3 separate regions of the Mus musculus genome follow, and all the other regions are linked to region 2. The links are chromatin loops, found by intact Hi-C in ENCODE. Cell type or tissue: gastrocnemius. All regions are shown on one strand.

Evidence for each region. Hi-C counts contacts between places; a loop is a spot of excess contacts. Peaks named below come from ENCODE experiments on the same cell type or tissue, not always from the same donor. Only the 100,000 strongest peaks of a DNase experiment are listed, where the experiment ranks them.
Region 1: it touches region 2 in a loop (2.9-fold over the local background); 8 of 42 quality-filtered maps call a loop at or near these places.
Region 3: it touches region 2 in a loop (2.6-fold over the local background); 28 of 42 quality-filtered maps call a loop at or near these places.

The regions. Positions count from the first base shown.
Region 1 is chr1:162,809,586-162,817,585 of GRCm38, reverse strand. Fmo4 (flavin containing monooxygenase 4) reads left to right here and starts at 5,037. Exons shown (of 9, transcript NM_144878.1): 1 at 5,037-5,057; 2 at 7,657-7,796. The coding sequence starts at 7,665. In gastrocnemius, a CTCF peak has its summit at 3,522 (motif pointing left); a DNase peak (open chromatin) is centred at 3,564; H3K4me3 peaks cover 312 bases.
Region 2 is chr1:163,053,559-163,061,558 of GRCm38, reverse strand. Mroh9 (maestro heat-like repeat family member 9) reads left to right here. Exons shown (of 22, transcript NM_030071.1): 10 at 793-942; 11 at 3,386-3,540; 12 at 4,635-4,800; 13 at 5,860-6,005. Gm22671 (a small nucleolar RNA gene) reads left to right here and starts at 6,608; the gene lies at 6,608-6,741. In gastrocnemius, a CTCF peak has its summit at 3,966 (motif pointing right); no DNase peak of the experiment used is centred here.
Region 3 is chr1:162,899,022-162,907,021 of GRCm38, reverse strand. No RefSeq gene overlaps it. Among named protein-coding and RNA genes, the nearest start is that of Fmo2, 4.3 kb to the right of the region's middle. In gastrocnemius, no CTCF peak of the experiment used is centred here; a DNase peak (open chromatin) is centred at 4,898; H3K27ac peaks cover 271 bases.

The sequences.
Region 1 (8,000 bases), 240 kb after region 2:
CATCTTCCTCCATAAAAGTCCCAATGCCTACTTCGTGAATGAGAAATACCCAGGAGATTATACAACCCCCACAATCTTTAGTCGTGCACAAAAGGCAGCTGTGGTGGTTTGAATATGAATGGCTACCATAGGCTCATATGATTGGATGTTCATTTATTAGGGAATGGCACTACTTGGAAAGGATTGGGAGGTATGACCTTGTTAGAGAAAGTTGGTCCCTAGGTGTGAGCTCTGAGGTTTCAAAGGCCCAATAGAGACCCGCTATCCCTCTCTCTTCCTACTGCCTGTGGATCTAGATGTAGAATTCTCAGCTACTTCTCCAGCACCATGTCTGCCTGTTCATGTGTCCCCACCATGATGACAATGGACTAAATCTCTGAAACTGTAAGCCAGCCCCAATTACATGTTTTATTTTATAAGAGTGGCCACCACAGTCATGGTGTCTCTTCACTGGCTAAGACCGGAGCCTTGTGTTTTGATTGTTCCGCTGCCCTCTGCCAAGTCTACAGGGGAAAAAGCAAGACCTCTAAGAGACTGCTCCTTTAGAAGGAAGTGCACTGACAGCACTCTGACTCAAGATGAGCAGGAAACTATTCCAACAAACAAACACATTTTGGATTTAAAAAAATAAAAGACAAAGTATTTTTACCTAGACCCACTTATCTCACAATCCTTTAGACAAGGGCAAAAAGAGTGTGCCAGCATGCAGACCCAGGGAATGCTGACTTTATAGGATTTCCTCGTTATCAGTCTCAAGTCAGGCTCTCTCCATACAGCTTAAAAGCTGTTGCTTTGTCTCCAGATGTTACTGTTCTTGCAACCAAACAGGGTGGCTCCCATCGGGATGAATACAAAGCCAAAACAAGGGCAGTCAAAAATAAAAGAATGGGCAAAGACTTTATTAGCTGTGGGAGGTAAGGAGAACATGGAAGGTATTTCAAAGCAATGTCCTCCTCCAATGAAGAAAACAAAGATTATATTCAAGGAGTCTAGGCAGATTCATGTAAGAAAGTATGTTAGTGGCCGGGCCATTCCCAGGCACGTTCCATTCAAACCGTACGCTTCTGGACATAGGAGACTGAGGCCATACCTCAACAGGGGAAAGCGATGGATGGTAACACTTTGGGTCGTGATTAGCTTATGCCATGTAAGGGATAGTTTGGGTGTGTATTCTTGCTTTTCTCAGAGAGGATTTAGTAGCAGCTAACCTTGAACCTGGTGAGGTAATACAGTTTCCCCAAGGGTGTTGTTTCCCTTAGAAACTAATAGTGGGCTTTGTGTGTTTGCTTTCTTGCTTGTTTGCTTGCTTGCTTGCTTGCTTGCTTGCTTTGTTTTGTTTTTGCCTCTGAGTCTCAGTCATCTCTGGACCCTCCCTCAGCTCAGTCCACAGAGCACAATAGTGGATAAATTCCTTTGCTCCCAGTGGATTCTACTCTACACTTCCCACGTTACTGGTTTAACTAACAACCCCCTTGTGTCATTCCAAAGACAGAGCACCGCAGAAATCTGACCACCGAGACCTTCATTTAGTGGCCTAGCAATTCAAGTGTTCTTCTTGGTGACAGCCATTTGTTCCTGGTTAGAAGCCATCTGTGCCTCCTTCTCAACTCAAGAGACTCCACAGTTACCTTTGCCCACTTGCTTCCACACTCCCTGTTCAACATAACTCTGTGATATACTGTTTTTAGAAAGAACCAAGGACAGGAGGGGACACGTGACTGAAGAACGAACACCAAGAAAAGTCTTGCGCTCAGCCATTTGTCTAATACAAAATCCTTTGATGTGAGTTTTTTCCTCTTATGCCTTTCTGCTTTCTTTGTGCTTTATGAGCCAGGCAGGGTCTTGCTATGTAGCTGTGTCTGGCTTGGTACTAGCCATGTAATCCAAACTGGTCTCAAATGCACTGCAATTCTTTAACTTCAGACTACTGAGCACAGGCGTGCGGGTTAATGAACATAGGAATTTTTTTCTTATGCAAATAGTACATCTTAGAGTGTTTTACTAGCCTTCTTTGGGTCCAAAGATGAGTCAGGATCAAAGTTCAAACCCTGCTTTGCTGCCTCTAAGGTTCAGTCTCCTCTTACCAGAGCTCACTCTAAACTAATAAACTTGCAAATGAACTCAGCTGAAATGGAAGAGGTACAGGTTTGAAAATACACAGTGAGCGAGGTATGGAGACCCCCGACCTCACGGGAGGCTGAACAGCAGTAGGTTTGGAAAAGAACGCCCTGAGATATCCATTACTGCCACCAGTGGAGTCTGGGAGGTCTGAGGACTCAGACCTTCTCCCTGCTCCATTTTCTCAGCCATCCCACTTTGTTTCTGTTCCTGGTGCTTCTGGACTGATTGTGAGGCAAGTTGCAAAGCTACAGGGACAGACTCCCTGAGCCCACCTAGTTAATGATGCACCAGTAAACCTGAGCAGAAGGAGAAAGCCTCGGTGACAGGGTCACAGGACACCTCAGTCCTTCAGCTCAGCACATGCCCACGGTGGCTCAAGCATCAGAAGTGCTTGCGGCCGTGGGCAGACTCTGTCTCTCAGAGTGGTGCAGAACTCAGCAGTGAGGAAACTCCTGCTAGGCTCCTCTGGCTGGGCCTGTGGGCACAATGCACACATGCTCTCCTGGTTCCCCAAGGCAAATAAATAACACTGTGTTAAGTGGTGCATACACACAGAAATCACACAGATAATTTTGCCTGCAACCCAGGGATGGTGGTATATGATAGTATCTCAGCTCTGGGGAAGTTGGCATAAAAGGATGGCAAATCTGAAAAGCACAAAAGAGTCATAGAGCACATAGAAAATCCCTGTCTCAGAAAGAAGGAAGAAAAGGGCCTGCGAGAGATTAGGCTCTTTATCCTAAATGACAGCATTTAGCTAAGCTGAGCAGAGCACTGGGCTTCTCCATCAGATCTCATCTGACTGTATTCATGTTGCCTTCCTGACTCCTCCAGGTGTTTGCATGTCTGACTTCCGGTTCAGAAAATGGTCAGTGGTAACGAACTTCCCTCAGCAACAACAAATCGACATGGGCCACCGTCACTATGGTGGCTTCCAAGCATTGAGAGAAAATACATACAAGCCCTGGCTTTTTGTTATTAACTACTGCTACTGCTTCCTCAGTTGTTCTTCCTGTGACAAAGCATTGGAAAACACCAAGTACATGTGGTAGTCTCTCTCTCTCTCTCTCTCTCTCTCTCTCTCTCTTGCTCTCTCTCGCTCTCTCCCTCTCTCTCCCTCTCTCCCCCGCTCTCCCTCTCACTCACTCTTATGTTGGTTTAAGAGGCGAATCATCAATCCAGTCATTAAAACCTATTATCATCCACATATAGGCAATAGTTCTTAGCCATCGAACTAAAACGGAAGCCATTATTTTGGAATGTGTAGGAATGTGGGGGAAGTTGGCACAGAGTAGTGGATGGATATGATCATATTTGACTGGATACATATAAAAAATCTCCAAGAAAAAATAATATGACGGAGAATGAAATCAGGGTGTCACTAAGAAGGATGAAAGTTTGGCGCCCTCTAAAGGCACCCAGCCTTCTGATGCCTTTACCTCTTGTCCATTGGAGGGTGTGGGAAAGGGGCAGGACTCCCGTTGTTTCTAATCTGAAAGCTGAATTCTAAATCGTCACTCCGCCCTCCCCCGCACCCCGAGATTGTGGAATTCACATTAATACAACTCCCTGTTGTCCATAGCCTGGCAGAAGAAGCCACCGGTTTTTGTGTTAAACTGAGAGTTTGACCAAAGTCAGCAAAGTGAGCACTGTTTCCACTTCAGGACAAGGCTCTGAGACTGAAACTTCTTCCTTGTGTTCTATAAAACAAACTCCACCTTTGACCTCTCACCTTTGGCTTCTCACCTGATCAGTGCTTGCAAGGTAAGTGCCCTGGATTTTTTCCCCCTTCAAGAGGAAACTTCCCTAGAAACTGCTCTTGGGAAGGTGAACAGAAAGTGTGTTTTTGCGGAAGGCATGTGATTAGCTTCTGAAGCCCGTTGACTAAGGTAAGAGCAATAGGGTTAAAGGAGATAGAAAGCGGAACAAAGTTGGAGCAGACTATCCAAAGGAAAGACCCCCGTGTCGGTCACACACAGTTGTCCAGCGGGTCCCACTCTGATCTTAGAATGATACAAAACCACAGCTCCGTGGTGATAAGGTGGATTAATTAGTACATCACCAAATGGCAACCTCCCAGAAATCCTAGCTGTGTCGTTCCATATGTTGGAAGAGTTTACTGACTGATAAGGTTTGAGGTGGGGTTTGGTTGTTGTACAAAGGTCCAAGTTCAGAAACTCTGGTCTCCTTTCTAGCCAGAGGGCAATGCAGTATTTCTCACATTTTAGCGTTCCTTAGAATTGACAGAGGTAGCACCTTTCTTAGGCCTTCAAGTTTTAATTCAGAGCTGGATTTTGCTTGACTGTTTGTTGAATTGGGGGAGGGGGTTGTTTTCATTGTTGTCTGAGGGTTTTGCAGCTTTTTCCCCCCTTTCTTTTTTGTGGATTTGTTTTTATTTTATGAGTTATTTGGTCTCAGATGAAAAACTTTCAAACTTGAGTTGGGGGGGGGGCACTTTAAGGTGTTTTCAGGAATTTTGGCCAAGGTGACATACCTGGCTAGAGGCAGAAACAGGAGTAGGTTCAGTTCTCTCTGTTTTCATCTTGCTTATAACCTTCTCTTACTAACATAAACCACATTTTCAAATTGCTATCACCATCAGAGGATCATGGTACTTAAAGACTAATATTGAAGTGTACAGATGTGTTTCTATTGCCAGCATTACTAATCCTGAAACCAATGGTAGAGTCCAGTACTCCATAGTCTACTCTAGAATAGGCTCAATAGTGAATGAATTCCTTTGCTGTCAGTCTATCCCACTAACGTACTTTCCACTTTATCAGTTTAACTAACTCCTGTGTCGTTTCAAAGACAGGGCATGACGGAGATCTGACAACTTCTGACCTTCATCCAGAAATTCAAGAGTTCTTCACGGTGAAGGCCATTTGTCCCTGGTTAAACACCACCCCATATTCACAACTCAAGGGAACTCACAGGTATGTTTGCCATGTTGTCTAGAGGAACTGTCCCTCTTAGGAACAGAGGGTGGAAGGATGAACAGTGAGTCTTTTGTTCTGGGTCCTTTTATGTAAGTATATTGTTTACACAGTCCATTAACACAGGTAGCTTTCATATTTTACCAGTGGTACACCTGAGAGTGTTTTGGTTGGGTTGTTGTTGTTATGTTGATGTTTTGTTGGGTATTTTGTAGTAGGTCTAATAACTTCTCAATAACTGTTGTAGTCACTGTTGCTGTGAAGAGACAACATGTTCAAGCTGACTCTTATGAGAAACATTTAGTTTAGTTGAAGTTCATTATTCTTAATAAGTTCCATTATTATCATGGTAGGAAGCATGGTAATAGACAGGCAGTAGATTGGAGCTACTTCCTGATCCACAAACAGAGAGACTCTGGGCTCAGCATGAGTTTTTGAAAACTCAAAGCCCACCTCCAGTGACATTCTTCCTTCAATAAGGCCTTATCTTTCTTTTTTTTTAAATATTTTTAAAATATTTTTTACTATGTATTTTCCTCAATTACATTTCCAATGCTATCCCAAAAGTCCCCCATACCCTCCCCCCCCCCTCCCCTACCCACCCATTCCCACTTTTTGGCCCTGGCGTTCCCCTGTACTGGGGCATATATATAAAGTTTGCGTGTCCAATGGGCCTCTCTTTCCAGTGATGGCTGACTAGGCCATCTTTTGATACATATGCAGCTAGAGTCAAGAGCTCCAGGGTACTGGTTAGTTCATAATGTTGTTGCATCTACAGGGTTGCAGATCTCTTTAGCTCCTTGGATACTTTCTCTAGCTCCTCCATTGGGGGCCCTGTGATCCATGCCATATCCAGGGATCCATCCCATAATCAGCCTCCAAACGATGACACCATTGCATACACTAGCAAGTGTTTGCTGAAAGGACCCTGATATAGCTGTCTCTTGTGAGACTAGGCCGGGGCCTAGCAAACACAGAAGTGGATGCTCACAGTCAGCTATTGGATAGGCCTTATCTTTCTAATCTTTTCAAATAGTTCCACTCCCTGGCAACTAAACACATATGAACCTGTGGGTCCATTCTCATTCAGTAGGAAAGTTTGAAGTGTCCAGTCTCCTTCTCCCAAATGAACTCAGCTGGAATGGAAGCGGTAACAGCTTTGGAAATACACAGTAAGCCAGGTACAGAGACCCTCAACCTCACAGACAGATGAACAGCAGTAAGTTTGGAACAGGAAGCCCTGAGAAAAGGGACAGAGAGAGCCTCAATGATCGGGTCACAGGATGTCTGAAGCCCTCAGCTCAGCAGCACACACCCATGCTGCCTCAAATGCCAAAAGTGCACCTACGGGCAGACTCCACCTCTCGGAGAAGTGTGTTTATCTGCGGTGAGGAAACTCGTGCTGGGTTTCTTTTACTGGACCCATGGTCCTCATACACACATGCCCTGCTGGTTCCCCAAGGCAAATATCACTATGATGCGTAGAGCATGCATGCAGTGTCGCTCTGCTGCAGATCATGTGTGACTTTACTGGACATAGCTCCATTCTCCACACTTTATATTTGAAAGCTAGAAATTATTACCTCAGGCTTTGTATTATTAATGAAATCACTATTAGTGAACTCGAACAGGTTTTCATATACTTCATGACTGATGCTATCCTTTTCTCGGATAAATAGCCCATTCACATCAATTTGCTCAATTATTATTATTATTATTATTATTATTATTATATTATTCCCTTTATTGAAAATAGATTATTTTCTCAAATTTCTCTTTATTATTAATCTACAAGCTTATTTTACATATTAAGCATAGTAGTATTTTGTGTTTTTCAAAATATTTTCTCTAGATTGTTCACTTTGTTTTTTAAAGGTTTGTTTGTTTTACCATTTTACGTATATGAGCATTTTGCCTGCGTATATGTATGTGAACTGTGTGTATGCTGGGTCACCAAGAAAATCTAAAGAGGCCATCAGATCCCCTGGGACTGAAATTACAGCCAGTTGTGAGGCACCGTGTGTGAGCTAGGAATTGAACTCAAGTCCTCTGGAATAGCCAGCATTCTTAGCCACTGAGCCATCTCTCTAGGAGAATATTTAGAGAAGCAAGATGATAGTGAAAAGTCCCTTTAATACTGAGGGGTTATAGGCGTCCTGTGGAGCTAATGTACTAGCTACACTCAGTAATTAAAGCAGTAACAATAATAAACAGCTGGGTTTAATTGAGCACTTACTAGTACCTCGTGTACTTCTGAACCTTTCCAACACATACCAGTCACTTAGCCTTCACAAAAACTCTAGTGATCTTCATTGTCACCCCCATTTAACTGAAGAGAAAGAGCAAGTCACATAGAAGAGTGGAACCTAGCTCAAGGTCACACAACTAACAAAAGGTAAGGCCACTACTTCAAACCATTGACTTCCAGAACCTGCAGCTTTAAATCAAGCTATGATTCAACTCCCACCCAAAGAGTAAGTAAGAGGATTTAGTTAACATTAATAAACATTTAGCATTAGTAACACTCCCTAGGCTGAGTCCTATGTCAAGGGTTCTCTTCCAATACTGCCATACAGAGCTTTTCTTGACCTTCACACAGAGCGCACCATGGCCAAGAAGGTGGCAGTGATTGGAGCTGGCGTAAGTGGCCTGTCCTCTATCAAGTGCTGCTTGGACGAGAACCTGGAGCCCACCTGCTTTGAGAGAACTAGCGACTTTGGCGGACTGTGGAAGTTTGCTGTGCGTAGTTCATCTTCCCACCTTAGCACCCATAACCCAGTCATGTGTTGCCCCTGCTCATTTGAGGTGGTATTAGCCTGCCTTGGTGGTCAAAACAGGAGTTCACTGCAGCAAGCTAAATATGTGTGTGGCACCATGATAAACACTATGTGGGATGCGGTCTGATATGTAAGGAGCCTTAGAAATAGGCAAGGCATAGTCACG
Region 2 (8,000 bases):
AGGGTTAGAATTGTGCAAGGCTAGGGACATGACAAAGCAATGCACTTAAATGATAAATATGCTCAAAGGACACAAAGGTCTTTGCCATATCCATGCACCCAGTGGTGCCCTTTGCAAAGACAAGGGGGTTTCCTCCGCACATAACCTCATGAGACTGATTATGAACATGTCTGTTTCCATAAGGAAACTACGAATCTATATAAATTTGCAAGCAAACCATCCTTCATCTACCCACTCTCCCTTCCAGTGCAATGTCAGGCAATAGAACCAACTATCCAACTATTCTTCTCCTAGTGGCTATCAGATGTCAATAGTGCATCAGCTAGGGGTGGGACTTCCTACTAACCACCCCAGTCCATGGTGGGATTCTGTAGAGGTATTTCTCTCTCTGTCTCTGTCCTTGTCTCTGTCTCTGTCTCTGTCTCTCTCTCTCTCTGTGTCTCTCTCTCTCTGAAAAGAAAATGTATCCTTTCATCCTAGCTCCTCTAGTATCTCCCAGTATCTCCTCTGAACCACCTTTGTTTCTCACCAAGTTGAATATGTTCATCGTAATAGTTGGACACCAAAATTGTCTTAAAAGCAGAGGATAAGTTTTGCCTAATAGTACCTGGAACTTCCATCATCATTGCACTAACACTACCACAAACACACTTTTTAAAATAATTTTTTTAGTAGAGAAAACAGCTTCCATAGTTCATTTTGTGCTCCTGCCTTGTCCAGAGCATCCCCTAAAGTGTCTAAGATTTGTTGTCTTGCTTACACTGGTAGTCACAAACATTCTTTTGGTTTCAGAGTGTGGGGCAAATATTACTGCCCCAATTGCTGACTGACTTTGTGTGGACTCTCCTGAAAAAACTCTCTTCTCCTAACAACAAAATGGCAATTGAGGCGGCATCCTTACTGAAGCTGACTTTGGAGTTTCATGCCCAGAAGATCACCAGGGTAACGTGCCTGGCAGAGAGCTAAGAAGAACAGAGCGTGCTCTCAAAAGTCTGTTTCTTTACCTCCCTGCCCCTTGCTCTTATTCCCTGAGTCACTTTAATCAGAAGAGGCAGTTGTGAAACATTTCAAATGGGGAAAATTGTAGAGACTGTTCCTATGAATATTCACTTACCAATCATGTTAAATTAGAACATTCTGCCATGTTTACTTTGTTGGCTTTTTAAAAGAGAAATACATTAGTAAAAATACCTCTGTAATTGAAATCTCCCATGTAGCATTTAAGAAACATTTTCAAGGACTCTCAGCTTGAAGTTGCACTGGCTATGGAATCTGTACAACCCAACAGAACACGAAGTACAGAACGATGTCTCATTCAAAGTTCAAAAATAGGAGGTTTCATTAGCTATTGCATTTACTTTATGGCTTCCCTCTCTCAATTCCTTATGTTATTTTCATTTGCTATTATTAGATGTCTAAGTGAAAAGAAAACTTATTTTTATTACCAGCATATTTTGACCATATATACACTGTATATGGCAGAATTGTGAATAGAAGAATAAAGTTAAATGCAGAATAAACAAAATAATGAAATGTGTATTGTGTAGTTCATACATGAATATTATGTATGTCAGTTTTACCAGGAGTTACACAAAACTAACACAGCTGCTTTTAATTCACATCTTATCATTCACATATCTTATTAATATTTACTGCCTTCAATGCACTGACAAATAAGGAAAGACTGAAAAGAATTAATAGGTTGCCATGGTATCACTTTAACAGAATGCCTTTAGAATGAATGGATAGTTTACAGTAAATGTTCATTTCCTACAATGCTTAATTATGGGAAGCCCAAGGCTTGTATCTAGCAAGGGCCTCCTTGCTGTATCGTCTTGTGGCAGAATACTTGCAAGAGAACACTGCAAAACAAAGAAGGGGCTAAACTCATTCTCTTATCACAAACTTACCCCCACAATAATAAGCCTACTCATAGGGACAACTAATATACTAACTACTCATGAGCAGTGACCCCCACCATCAGGACCTAATCATCTCTTAAAGGCTTCATATCTGAGGCTGGTGAAAGACTCTATGGGTAAAATTTTCGCTGAGAGATCATGGAGACGTGAGTCTGATATCTAGAACCCATGTAAAAGCATGGCGCAGTGGAGTGTGTCTGTAACTCTAGTACTGGTGGACTGAGGCGGATGGATTCTTGGGGCTCCTTGGCTTAGCCCAAAGAGCAAACTTTAGGCTCAAACACATCCTAAATCGAACACATAAGGTAAAGAAATGGTGTTTATGACATCAATCTCTGGCTTCCACATTCATCTACACAGGCAAACACACACACACACACACACACACACACACACACACACACACACACACACACACACACAGAGTTGCATTGGAGAGCTGAGTTTCTAACATGACATTTGGGAGACATACTTAGACCATAATGCCTTTTTTTTTTCTTTCCTTCTGTTTCATTTTTCCAGCTGAGTGGTTTGATCTCTCTCATATTCAGCTTCTTTTCCCATTGAGCTTCTCAAACATCATCCTATACACCCAGAACACTGTAAACATTACATTTAACTGGGGCCACAAAAACCATGCAAGCCTCACCTATTACAAGGATTTTCTGTGCTCCGTGCTACTGTTGGGGCTCGAATTACAAAATTCAGCCTGAAAGACTAACAACTTCAAGCTGACAAATCCAAGCTAAATTTAGACAAGAGTGAGAGGACCTTCTGGCTAAGAGTCCCCACCCAGATCCTTGGGTCAGAGACCCATATCACAGTCTTGATGGTGATAGACATACAGGACTCACAGTTCCCTCTCCTGACACAACTGTGCACACAAGAGAAGAGAGGCAAAGGGAAGCCATTCAGACACAGAAAGCAGGCAGGGCGAAGTTTACCTCGTAGAGAGTTCTCATTGCTGCTATGGGCAAGAGCATTCATGCCACAGGCCGAACATAACTTGAGGGGAAATGGGAGGTTCATGGTCATCTCCTTAACCAACACAATAGGAAAGAGCCCCCCAGAGAGCCTCCTAGGAGACGTCATAGCATATCACTGGAGGCAGGAACAGGGGTCAAACAGAAAACTGGAGATGGGAAACTACCTTCTACTACAACAAATCAGTAACCGATCAGAAACTGATCCAAAATGGAACTCAGCAACTTATCACCTCAACCAGGTTACCCTTGTAGAGCTTTTTGTCCAGATCTCCTGCTCTTACATGACTTTATTCCTGACCATTAATAAGTATTTCATTGCATTCATGTAAGTATACTTTCTGTTACTGCTTTTTGGTATGCTAATTGCTATATTGGTCATTCCAGTAAAGGCTGAATTCCTGTAACAGAGAAATGGCCCCTTTTAAAAGTGCACAAGGAACTTGACATCTCTGTTGATGGAGGAAATTCTTCTTCCAGGTGTCTAAAATTGTGGAAGACATTTATGAGCAGCTCTGTGGGAATCCTTCCCCCATGATGAAGAGTGTCATGCTGCACGTTATCAGCGTGTTAACACGTGCTTCCCCGAAGAAGGTCATCTTTCAGCTCATGGAGTTCCCAGTCCCTGCAGACAAGTAAGGCCTCCCCCAGGCTGTCCCGCTGCACATACTGGTCCACAAACGGCCCACAAACTCCTCAGTCATGTGGCCCAAGCTTGGTCCTCTTGTCTAGTCAGGCCCAATTTCTTTTTCTGAAAAGAAATTTATTTTTACATCATCTAGGTTGTCTGTACATGTTTTAAATATGATCATATGTTACATGTTACTTTGTGCAATGCTTAACACACAGTAGGACCTCAAGACTGTATTAATGCCACTATTGGGAGAAGGGGTTAAATTGTGATTGTTACAAATCTCACCCAAACTTTTTTTTCAAAAAGAGAATGTATTTTTTGTCCATTGTCAACTTTTTTTTTCTTGAGAAAACCCTCAAACATACAAGTTTTTCTTATTTATTTATGAATTTTGTTTTAATGTACAAGTGCTCTGTCTGCGTGTACACCTGCATGCCAGAAGAGGGCATCAGATCCCTTTATAGATGCTGGTGAGCCACCATGTTGCTGCAAATTGAATTCAGACCCTCTGGAAGAGCAGTCAGTGTTCTTAAGCACTGAGCCATCTCACCAGCCCGGGTTTTTCTTATTTATAAAGAGCAGACATAAGCTCCAAAATAAGGGCCAGAGAAATGGCTCAGTGGTTAAGTAAGTACTGCTCTTACAGAGAGCCAGAGTTAAATTCCCAGTACTCATATGTTGGGTGACTTACAACCAACTCTGGATCCAGGGAATTCAAGGCCCTCTTCTGCCTTTCATAGGCACCCACTTGCATGCATGCACACAAAAATAAAATTAATCTTTTTTTAAAATTACTGAAACCAACTGAGAATTTTCTATTCATTAATGCTTATCTGAAACTCATGCCCATCAATGGTCATCTGAAATTCATGACCTAGGACCACAAGAAATATTAAACAACAAAACCTTGTTACCCTGAGTCTATGAGTCACTTCAACTCTAACAGGTGCATTAGGAAAGATTAGAAAAATCATATGGTTCTATTTCTACAGCTCATATGCTGGCGGAGATCAAGGTTTCACCACCCTTCTGCTGTCTGTAACAAACTTAGAATTGCAAATGGTAAACATGATTCTAGACACCTTGTGTTTGCAGAACTCTGCTACTGCTGTGGCAAGCAGCAAGTATGGAGTCAAGTGTTGCATCTGAAGTGCTGAAGACAATCTTGTTGATACTAAAAGGAAAGCCTGGAGAAATAGAGGAAACACTGGGAGAAAAAAGACGTTTCTCCCTCGATGCCACCAACATGATGCCTGTGGCGGTAAGTGACACCATGAGCGTTTCTATTCTGTTGTCTTCCTGATCATGACACTATCAGCACAGATTAAGACCCTCCTCCTTGACCCAGCCCCTTCTGATCATGCATGCATGCATGCATGCATCGAATACATATTCATTAATCAGAGTATGCATTCTGTTAAGATATAGAGACGAAGAACAAATATGTACATTTGATATCATAGGAAATATATAGCTGTACATGTTGGGGAAAGAAGGTGACAGTGATAATTTAAGGTAAGTTGGACATGGCACTCCTCCATATTGAAAGGACTTAAAATCAGAATCCTGGGCTGATGCAGGAAAATACTTATATGCATCTTGGAAAGGCAGAGAGCAGAGCAAAATCCCGTCCTAATGGAAGTGTGACTTGTATAGCAAGAAGTCCAAGAATCAGAAGGAGCTACCCAATGGCAAAATTGTATGTGACTATAAAGAGATAGCCACCAGCTAAGTCTTCACTAGTCACATACGGAGTTGATATCACCTGTGTCCATCATGTTTCTCCCATGGACCAACATCATCAAGCCTGAGAGACAACTGAGAGAAATGTCGTGAAAAGGGATGCTGTTTTTTATTAATATGAGGTGTGTATGGATGTGTGTATGGATGATAGTGGGGATTATGGGGGTCACTACACAGGAGTCAAGAGATTCAGGGATGACTTGCTGCATCTCTTATTGACTGTATCACTTTCCTTGCTTTTTAACAAGCCTAACAAAGACTTTTCTTACTAGTAAGACTATTCCTCATGGCCACATAGGAAGTGAACCTTGGGCTATATGCCCTCATTGAGAACTGGGTTTCTTTCCACAAATCTGACAGCTGGAAGGGAACCATTCCCAGTGCCTTGGAATCTCATTACCAAGAAAGCTTGGCTCAGTTTCTGCTTTACAACAAATTTAGTGAGTGTGGTTGAGTGAATACACATGCATGCTGAAGGAGACTGGGAAGGCTTGCAGCCATTCTAGCCCTCTGTATGACTGACAATCATTGGAGGGAGACAATTGCCTACTTTAACTCCACTTTCCTTTCCTTCTAGGCATCTCAGGCCCTGTGCACATTTCTACCTGTGACTTCTTATGAGAAAGTGGTGGTCAAGTTATTCCCTGAGTTCCTGATGGCCCTCTTGCTTCAACTCTCCTACTGTAGTCATCATTTAAAAAATACGGCACGGAACAGACCTCTGTAAGAGAATGCGAGTTCTGATTCAGTGGGCGATAGGCATCCAGACACTCCCTTGGGTTTATATGGGACTAGCTATAAGCCAGTGGGAGATTCTGTTCTGATTTATTTCTGTCTTCTCTCCTTGAAGGGTAGTGTGTCTTCAGAAGAGTAATCCTCCTGAGGCTATGAGTGTTCACTAGTCTCTCCCCTTCATATGTGAACCACATAGAAAAAGTGAATCACACAGAATACTGTTCATTCCCATTGCCCCTGTGGTCATATCAGTGACAAGCAGCAGCAGCTACATACAGTTAAGCTCTGCCATTCAGAGAATCCCTAATAGGAACCTCTCAGAGTTAGCGTAAATGCAAACAACAAGCAGTGTGTGCAAATAGTCACAGTAAACTGGAAGCTATCTCACAATTTGATATGGATATGACGTGGGGTGGGGGCAGTAGGACATCAGTCCTCTGTTTCACGTCAAGGTTCACAATTTCCTTTTGGACAAGAGAGTTTTCCTGCCTTGATAGGAAAGTCTCAGTATAATTGTCAGCAATTCACCATGTCTGGTATGAACATCTATGTTAAACAGAGCACAATCAGTCTCATTTAAAATATGTAATCCTGCCTCTAGAGGTGTCACGGGTGTGACTGATGTGTCTTCTGTGAGTCAGTAGGTGGCACAGAAGAGAGAGGCTGTGTCTATGCTCAATGTGTTCTGACCTGTGAATACCTGATAGCTTAGTTGCCTAACATTCTCTGAAAATAGGAAGCCCGAGACAACCAACAACATGTCTGTCCCTCATTGTGTGGGCCCAGTTCTCAGGTCAGAGAGCTAGCTGGAGGCTAGAAGAACTTTGTCTAAGACTGCAAGTACCAGGTGTGAGTGAGCCCAAGAGTGAGCCCTTGCCACCAGGGTAGGCCCAGGTGAGGAATGAGCCTGAAATGCCATGGGCCCCAGACAGCTATCCTGAGATGACCACCAGTCTGTCACTGCACAGACCTGTTGGGTTTGGGAGCTTGTAAAGACATGGGGAAGGAGGGAGGTAAAGATGAGGGGTTAGGCACATGATGTGAGATTCGCAAAGAACCTATAAAAAGTTGAAAAAAGATCTGCACCTGTGAGCTGAGGCTGTTCCACAGACCAGTATGCACAGGTCCCACCAGGAGAGACCTGTTGTCCCAGGAGTGTTTTTACTCCTGGGATCAGAGGTGAGACAGCCACTTTCTCTCGAATAACAGTGTGAAGTGGGGCTTGTCAGCAGCACAGGGGGCTCAAGATCAGTGGAGCAGCTGGGACAGGATCCTTCAAGTCTGCACCCAGAGCTTGGGCTATTCTAGAACCCTCTGTACACAAGTTTTTGCCAGGAGACAGCTGGTCTTCCAGGAGTGCTGGCATAGGCTTACAGACCCACAAGAGGAACAAGCTCCAGCCAGAGACAGCAAGAATATCTAACACCAGAGATAACCATATGGTGAACGGCAGCATAAGAATCTTACCAACAGAACCCAAGATTATGTGGCACCATCAGAACCCAGTTCTCCCACCACAGCAAGTCTTGGATTCCCCAACACACGAGAAAAACTAGATGTGGCGTTAAAATCATAGCTTAAGATGCTGATAGAGGATTTTAAGAAGGACATAAATAAATCGCTTAAAGAAATACAGGAGAACGCAGGTAAACAGGTAGAAGCCCTTAAAGAGGAAACAAAAAAAATCACTTAAAGAATTACAGAGGAACACAGGTAAACATGTAGAAGCCCTTAAAGAGGAAACAAAACAAACAAACAAACAAACAAACAATCCCTTAAAGAATTTCAGGAAAACACGGTGAAAGAATGGAACAAAAGCATCCAGAATCTAAAAGTGGAAGGAGAAATAATAAAGAAATCACAAAGGGAGACAACCCTGGAGATAGAAAATCTAGGGAAAAAGTCAGGAGCCATAGATGCAATCATCACCAACAGAATACAAGAAATGGAAGAGAGAATCTCAGGCACAGAAGACACCATAGA
Region 3 (8,000 bases), 150 kb after region 2:
GAGGAGCCACTATGGCCCTTAACACTATTGGGTGGTTCTGTGAACCAAATCATACACTTAACTTCTGCTTTCCTTCTCACTGGCGGTTGGTAGGAAGTGAAGTGTCAGGGTTGGGCTTGTAACCTGAAGGTGCAGTTTTGTTGGGGAATAACCTGGAAACTGGTGCTAGACACAAGTTTTTGTTGGGGGATAACCTGGAAAATGGTGTTAGACACAGGTCTTGTTGCGGGGTAACCTAGAAACTGGTGCTAAGTACCGGCCTGTTAGTTAACTTCAGTTCAGTCTTAAGTCAGGTTCTCTAAGATCGAGTCTGAATCCAAAAGATTTGGTTTCTTGTCAGGACTCTGGAAATTGTAAGGGGCCATGAAGAAAAGAATACCTCAAAAGAGTAAGACAAAACAAAACAAAACAAAACAAAACAAAACGAAACGAAACGAAACGAAACGAAACAAAACAAAACAAAACAAAACAAAACAAAACAAAACAAAATGGCATCAGGTTTTTGATTGTGTCTCATAATGGATTTCAAGCACCCTCCAAAAAAGATAACTTACTCCCTTTGCAGTAAAATAGACTAAAACTAAAATAAATGAAGTGTTTAAGATGTGAGCTGTTGAGGTAGAGGGAAGTGTTTCTTGCAGTCAAAAGAAAACAAAGATTAACAGACAATTTTGCAACTGAAATTATGAAAGCCAGAAAGCAATTAAATACTATTCTCTAACTGCTGTCTTTAAAAATGTACTGCCAGTCTAAAGTTCTATACGAGCCTTCAAAAGCAACAGAAAAACAGTTCATATTTTAAAATAAAAACTAAAAAACAAAAACAAAAAAACAAGTCATCAAAAGAGCCCCACAAATGAAGCAGATGCTAGGGTGAAATGTAAACTTCTATGGTGTAAATAGAAAAATATCAGTATCACTTTGCATGAACATTAATTGTACAAGACTAAAACATCTGGAACAATGTTAAACACAAGAATAACAAAACATATGATAACAGTGCTTAAGATGGTGTAGGGGTAGAAAGCATTGAGTGTTAGAAACACCTACTGTCGTCTTTAAAAAAAAAAACAAATAAACATCTTGCTCTTTAAAAGGAAAAGGATGTATATATTAGTCCTTAAGAACATATTTAAATGTGTGGTAGGAAAAAAGCTAGTTATATAATAAACAAGGAATTGAAAAATGTTATTAATCCCATTTGGCATAAAAGTGCAAAGTGGAACACATAATACAAATGTAATATGAATAGTAAAGCAATGTGCAACATATTCATATTTCAATTAAAGAAAAATATCAAGTTACATTTTTCAAAAAGCTTTAGCTGTGGAACTTGTTGTAAATGGATAAACCTGGGGAAAAAATGACAAGGTTTATTTGGAAACTGAGTGTAGAAAAATGTTCCCATATGATGACCTATGCAAATGAGTAGGTTTTCTATGGACTTTGAATATTTTCTGTTAATTATAAGTAATCCTACTTAAAGCTACTATTCCCAATGTACCTGCTGAGAAGACCTGGGTATTATGATAAAAATCCAGCCTAGCTCTTCCACAGACTCTCATTAAATTAATTATCTTAATTAATGCTTACGGAACACGTCTATCACCACACCTGCCACTTCTGGGTTGGAGGAAGTGTTTAAGAACATTATCTCAAAACCTTAGATGCCAGAATTCAGAGCCCTCTTCTATGAATTTCAACATTTTACCTAACTCGTCTATACTCGGGTTTTATCACTCAAAAACTACTGTTAACAATATTTAGCCTTTCGCAGGATTGTAAAAACAATCAAGAAAATTGTTGTAGACAAAATTTAGGCCATCTCTGGTACACTGAAAATACTTCATAAAGGATGGATACTCTTGAACTTCTGCCTCCTCTGGTAAAGCTACTTCCCCTCTTTGTTCCCAAATTCTGCCACCATTTCTAGACCATAACTTCTACCCAGTTTTATCAATACAACAACCACAAAAAACCCTGCTTTTCAGAACTTTTGTCAAGATATAATCATTAGGTATTCAAGATCTTCTTAGATATTATATCAACTACACAAACAAAGAAAAGAGAAACACACATATATTGTACTCTATCAAACATAAAATGTTGATGATTCAAAGAATCAATGAAGTGAAGAGATGACTCTATGGAATGAAAGATGGGTGAACATCATGCATTTTATAAGGGATTCATCTAGGATACAGAAGGAAGGCTCAAGATGCAATATTAAGTAAGACTAAATGAGCAAACATTAAATTAGATATTTTTTCCACAAAGCTATTTATGTAACAAAGTTCATTTAAAGATTGTCAACATTATTTTCCATAAGGAAAATGTAGGTCAAATCACAATGAGATTTCACTTCACATCCACTAGGATGATTATAAATGGAAAATATGCACAATGAATGATAGGTGTTAGGAAGAATATAAAGAAACTGGAACCCTCCTGCATTGCTGACAAGGATGTGAACTGGCGAGGCTGTTCTGGAAACATCCTGCAAGTTTCTCAAGTGCAAACCATAGAGTTACAACATGAGCTAGCAATGATGCTCCAAAATGCACCTCCAAGAGAAATAAAAATATACAAGCATAAAAATTTCACATAAATACATATAGCAGCATTATTCACTATAGGCAAACTATAGAAACTACCCAAAATCTACCAATTATTGAATAAATAAATAGTATGCCTTTGTTGAACATCATAACAGATGATATCAATTATTGAATTAATAAAGATAGCACCCATACAAAACAAAAATAGTGCTCAACAAGAAAAAAAAAACAGTAAAGTCTTAATATATGCTACAACATAGATGAACCTTGAAAATGTAGTGAAAAGATCCAGGAACCAAAAAATCATGAATTATATGAGGCAATTACATGAAATGTTCAAACTAGATTAATCTAGCCAGGTGCAATGGTGCCTTCTTTGAATCTCAGCACTAGAGGGTCAGGCACAGTGGACCTCTATGAGTTCAAAGCTAACCTGGTCAACTAAGGTCCAGTCCAGCCAGGGCTACACAATGACATCCTGTCTCAAAAAGAAGAGGTAAATTTATAGAACTGGAAAGTCAATTAGTAGTGCCTAGGGCTCGGGGTAGAATGCTGACTGTTGGTGGCAAATGAGAACTGAGTCGTAGACACTCGAAGACAAAGAACTCACAGACGTTCTTTGTGAGGGTATGAAAACTTTTCTAAAATTGGTTGTTGTGATGATTCTGAAACTGTGAATTTAGCAACACTACTGAGTTTTACTTAAAACTGGTAAAATAGATGATATCTAAACTGTATCTCAATAGAACTGCTTTCTAAGCCTGGGCTCAGAATGCTTCCCCAACTCAGGGCTGTCACAGACCCACAACTTTTGCAGGTCTCCCATGCCACTCTGCTGAAGTGTCAAAAGGGCGGTAACCAACCTGCTCCATCTATTCTGCTGATCCTGAAGCTGCCAAGGGATTATTTCCCTCAAGTGCTGCCCCAGAAAATGTAGGGCATACCGGAAGTGATGGCTCTACAGGCATCACCCAGCAAACTCGGATGAGCTAGCTCATCTGCAGAAGAACTAGTTTGATTTGTGGTTCATTCAAGCTCTAAAGTCATTAAATGGGAGAGCCTCTCCTCCCAGTTCATTGCTCCTCAGCAAAAGCAATGGGGTTTGAATATGTCTGTTAAATAAACAACAGATAGTTAAAAAACAAAGGAAGAAGAAAAGTTGGCTGGTCGGCATATTCTCCTCACAGGAATTGTCAGTGAAGCAGATGTGGACTCTTCCAAGAGGGCTTTAAGAGTCAGTCCAGGCCATCTGACCACGTGGATCTGTAAAAAGGGCCTTCCAGTACACACAATAAGCAAAGCACTTTACAATCTATGGCCTCCTCTGTATCTTTAAATTTAGAGCATTGACTGATAACAGCAAGATTTCTGATCCCAGCCCTAGTCACAAGCATCCCACCCACACACCTGCATCCCCGTGTGACCTGTGAACACTTGGTTGGCTGATCTGCTAGAGTATGCACAGCACTAGAGAGTTCCCCTCTTACAGGACACCTCTCTATATTTGTACAGCATTGTGAGCTAGAATATTCTTCTTTAGAGCAAAGCAAACTCAGTTGCTCTGCAGCATTCATATCTGTCTTCCTCAGTAGACTGCTTAACTAAAACTGGCTCCAGTGAGCTGGTCCATCAGTCAGTCTTCTTGACTGGGGAACTTCCTCTTGGCTAAATACAACGTTTCTTGGGAGCTCCTAATATAAAGATATGTTGTAAGACACATACTGCTCTCCTAGCTATCCTTAAACTCCCTAGTAATATGGAATACATTTCCACTTCTATAGAGGTGGGTGGCAGAGCCTATAGACACAGTCTAGTAAAATGAATTAATGAATGGGAAAGTTTTTACAGTGCAGAACACTTTGCAACTATAAAACACCATTAAAATATATCCGTCTCCTGGTAGGCAACTTGACTAAAGGCATTAGAAAGATACAACTCAAAATGTAGTCTAAGGACACATCTGGAGTCACAGGGAACCTTGTTAGAAATGATCTGGGCCCACCTCATAGCTGTTAAAAATCCACATGTATGTTACAAGATCTCCAAGTGTTTCCTATGTACATTAGACTTGGAGGAATGCCTTAGCCTCAAAAATGCAAACGCTTCCACTCAGCAATTCCTACCTCAAATATCCAGAGAAAACAATTAGCTAAGTGGGGGATAGATGTATAAATGTGCACAGTGCTTTTGTAACAGCAGAAACTTGAAACAATTAAAGGTCTACTAATTGAAAATTGCCCAGAGGCTCACTGAACCACTCCGGGTATACATGTGCTCTCCCAGGGAGCTTGTCTGTACAGCTACCATTTGCCTGCCAGGACTGGCTCTGTAAAGCAAGCCTGCCAGCTGGCGCTAGGGCTAAGAAGATGCCGGTGCTTTGAATAAAGGTATCAATTTAGCTTGACACAAAATGCCATTAGTGTCCCCACTTGAGAACCATACCATCTGTCCCATCCTCTCCCAATGCTTCAGTCCATTAAAACCTGTGCTAGGCATATGTAGCAGATGTGCAACTTGGTCTTCATGTGGGTCGTGAACAGCTGGAGTGGGAGCTATCCCAAAAGCTGCTGCCACTATGTGGGATTTGTTCTTCTAGCTGTGTTGCTTTGTCTGGGGCCTCAGTGAGGGAGGATACCCCTAGCCTTGCAAACTTAATGGACCCAGAGGGACATCTGACCTCTCAGAGAAGAAGGGGAGGAGAGAGGGGAAAGATTGTAGGTAAGGTGACCAGGAGCGGGGCAGTGAGCAGATTGTAAAGTGAATAGTATAAATATATATATATATGTATATGTATATGTATATGTATATATATATATATATATATATATCTGCTAGCATATCTAGTTGTTTCTCCTTCTGTGTATAATGGTCATGTGCAGTTATTAGCAACAGGCTTCTACAGTATTAGAATCAATTCAAGGAAGATGACGAATATACAACTGAGGGACCATCTTCATTATTAGTTGTGGGTTCTTCGTAAAAATCTGTGACCTTGACTGCCTTTTTCTTTGTGGCTGAGAAATGTGTCCAGTTCCTTCATATCTTAGTTGCTGATTGTACCCTTTGTGGGTCTCTTTCTCATGTCATACAGTCACTCAGTTTATTCAATAGAAGCCTGCCATCATAAGTTTAGTACATTTTAGAGAAAATGATGAAGTTCCCTAACACTTATAGAGAAGATGACATTCCCTAACAGTTAACATTATAAAGCTACACTTTTTTTGGCATGCTACAGTTCTCTTCTCTGCTTTACTTTTCTCCACAGATTTCAACCCCAACTCCTGCTCATTTCATTTCACTAATTGGCAGTCTAGACCCCCACCCCCCAGCAACCAAGGGCTACAAGTCCCTATAGTTTTGCTGTCTGTTCACTACAGTATCTGCAGCATTTGACAGTGTCTGGCACCTGGGAAACATTTGAAATCTAGTTAGTTAATTTGTGTGAAGAATCACAGAGGTCCTCAGAACAACTGGTCTTCCAGAATCAAAAAGTAGAGGCCTTACCTTCAGTGTTTTGACTACATCCAAAACACACAGAGCCTTTCAGCTTTCTGAGTTAGCACGTACTCGCGTGCACACATACACAAGGTCTACCCTGTTCTTCCTGTTCCAGGTCAAGGAGGGCAGTGGAGGGAAAGATCTTAGAAGTCACAGTAGGTCCACATACAAGCCAGCAAACAGATGAGCAGAAAAATCAATTGAGTCATGGATCTAGGCTAGGAAATTCGTCAGCACAGAGTGCTAAGACCCAGAAGTCACGAAGCCTAAGAGAACTAGAGCAGGACTAGAAGGATTCCATGATGTCAGAGACAGTCTGTTCCTTCAGGCACAGTGCTACACGAGAAAGAATGCCCATCACCCAAAACGAAGTAACTGCTAGATGAACAGCTAGCACCACTAGCCAAAGGGAATCCATGCAGCCATCAAAAAAAAAAAAATGCCCTTGTATAAACTTGCTGGTAGAGTGAAAATGTTAAGTTGAAAATTACACTTGGAGTGTGATTACATTGTTGCTTTTATAAATGTGTTACATACAATTCAGTGAAAGTGAATGAAGAGGACTCATTGAACAAAGTGTTTACCACACAAGCATGAAAACCTAAGTCCAGATCCCCTACACCTACATAAAATCCAGTCTCGGTGGTATGCATCTGGAACCAAGCACCAGGGAATTAAGGATAGGAGCATGCCTGGGGCTCATTGTCTAGAATGTCATGATGAGCTGGTGAGCTCCCAGGCTAGTGGGAGAGCTTGTCTCAAAGAATAAGGAAAATAGTAACTGAAGAACCAACCAGTACCCTCAGAGCTCCCAGGGACTAAACCACCAGCCAAAGAGTACACATAGAGTGACCCATGGCTACTGCCCCATATGTAGCAGAGGATTGCCTTGTTGGACATCAATGCGAGGAGAGGCCCCTGGTCCTGAGAAGCCTCGATGCCCCAGTGTAAGGGAATGCCAGGATAGAGAAGCGGGAGTGGGTGGGTTGGTAAGCAGTAAGAGAGGGGATGGGATAGGGGATTTCCGGGAGTGGGGGACCAGGGAAGGGGATAACATTTGAAATGTAAGAAAATATCTAATAAAAATTTTAAAAAGAGGTTTTTTATGTATTTTTTAAAATTAGGTATTTTCTTCATTTACATTTCAAGTCCCCCATACCCTCCCTCCCCCACTCCCTTACCCACCCACTCCCACTTCTTGGCCCTGGCGTTCCCCTGTACAGAGGCATATAAAGTTTGCACGACCAATGGGCCTCTCTTTCCAATGATGGCCAACTAGGCCATCTTCTGATACATATGCAGCTAGAGACACGAGCTCCGGGGGGGTACTGGTTAGTTCATATTGTTGTTCCACCTATAGGGTTGCAGATCCTAGCTCCTTGGGTGCTTTCTCTAGCTCCTCCATTGGGGGCCCTGTGATCCATCCAATAGCTGACTGTGAGCATCCACTTCTGTGTTTGCTAGGCCCCGGCATAATCTCACAAGAGATAGCTATCTCAGGGTCCTTTCAGCAAAATCTTGCTAGTGTATGCAATGGCGTCAGCGTTTGGAGGCTGATTATGGGGTGGATCCCTGGATATGGCAGTCTCTAGGTGGTCCATCCTTTCTTCTCAGCTCCAAACTTTGGCTCTGTAACTCCTTCCATGGGTGTTTTGTTCCCAAGAGGTTTTAATGTGTCAGTGAGGTAGCTTAGTGGGTAAAGACCCTTTCAGTCAGCCTGGTTTGAGTTGATCCCAGGGACCCACGGTAAAAGGAGAAAATCCATTCCTCCATATTGTCCTCTGACCTCCAAATGTGCACTGTAGCAATGCCCTCTGAAATAAATAAAACTGTAATCAAATGTAGAAAGAAAACCCTCATGTTTTCTGGCCTCCACCTCCATGCAGAAGTGGGTGCATGGACATATATACACATATATAATAGATGGAATAAGTTGCCAAATGT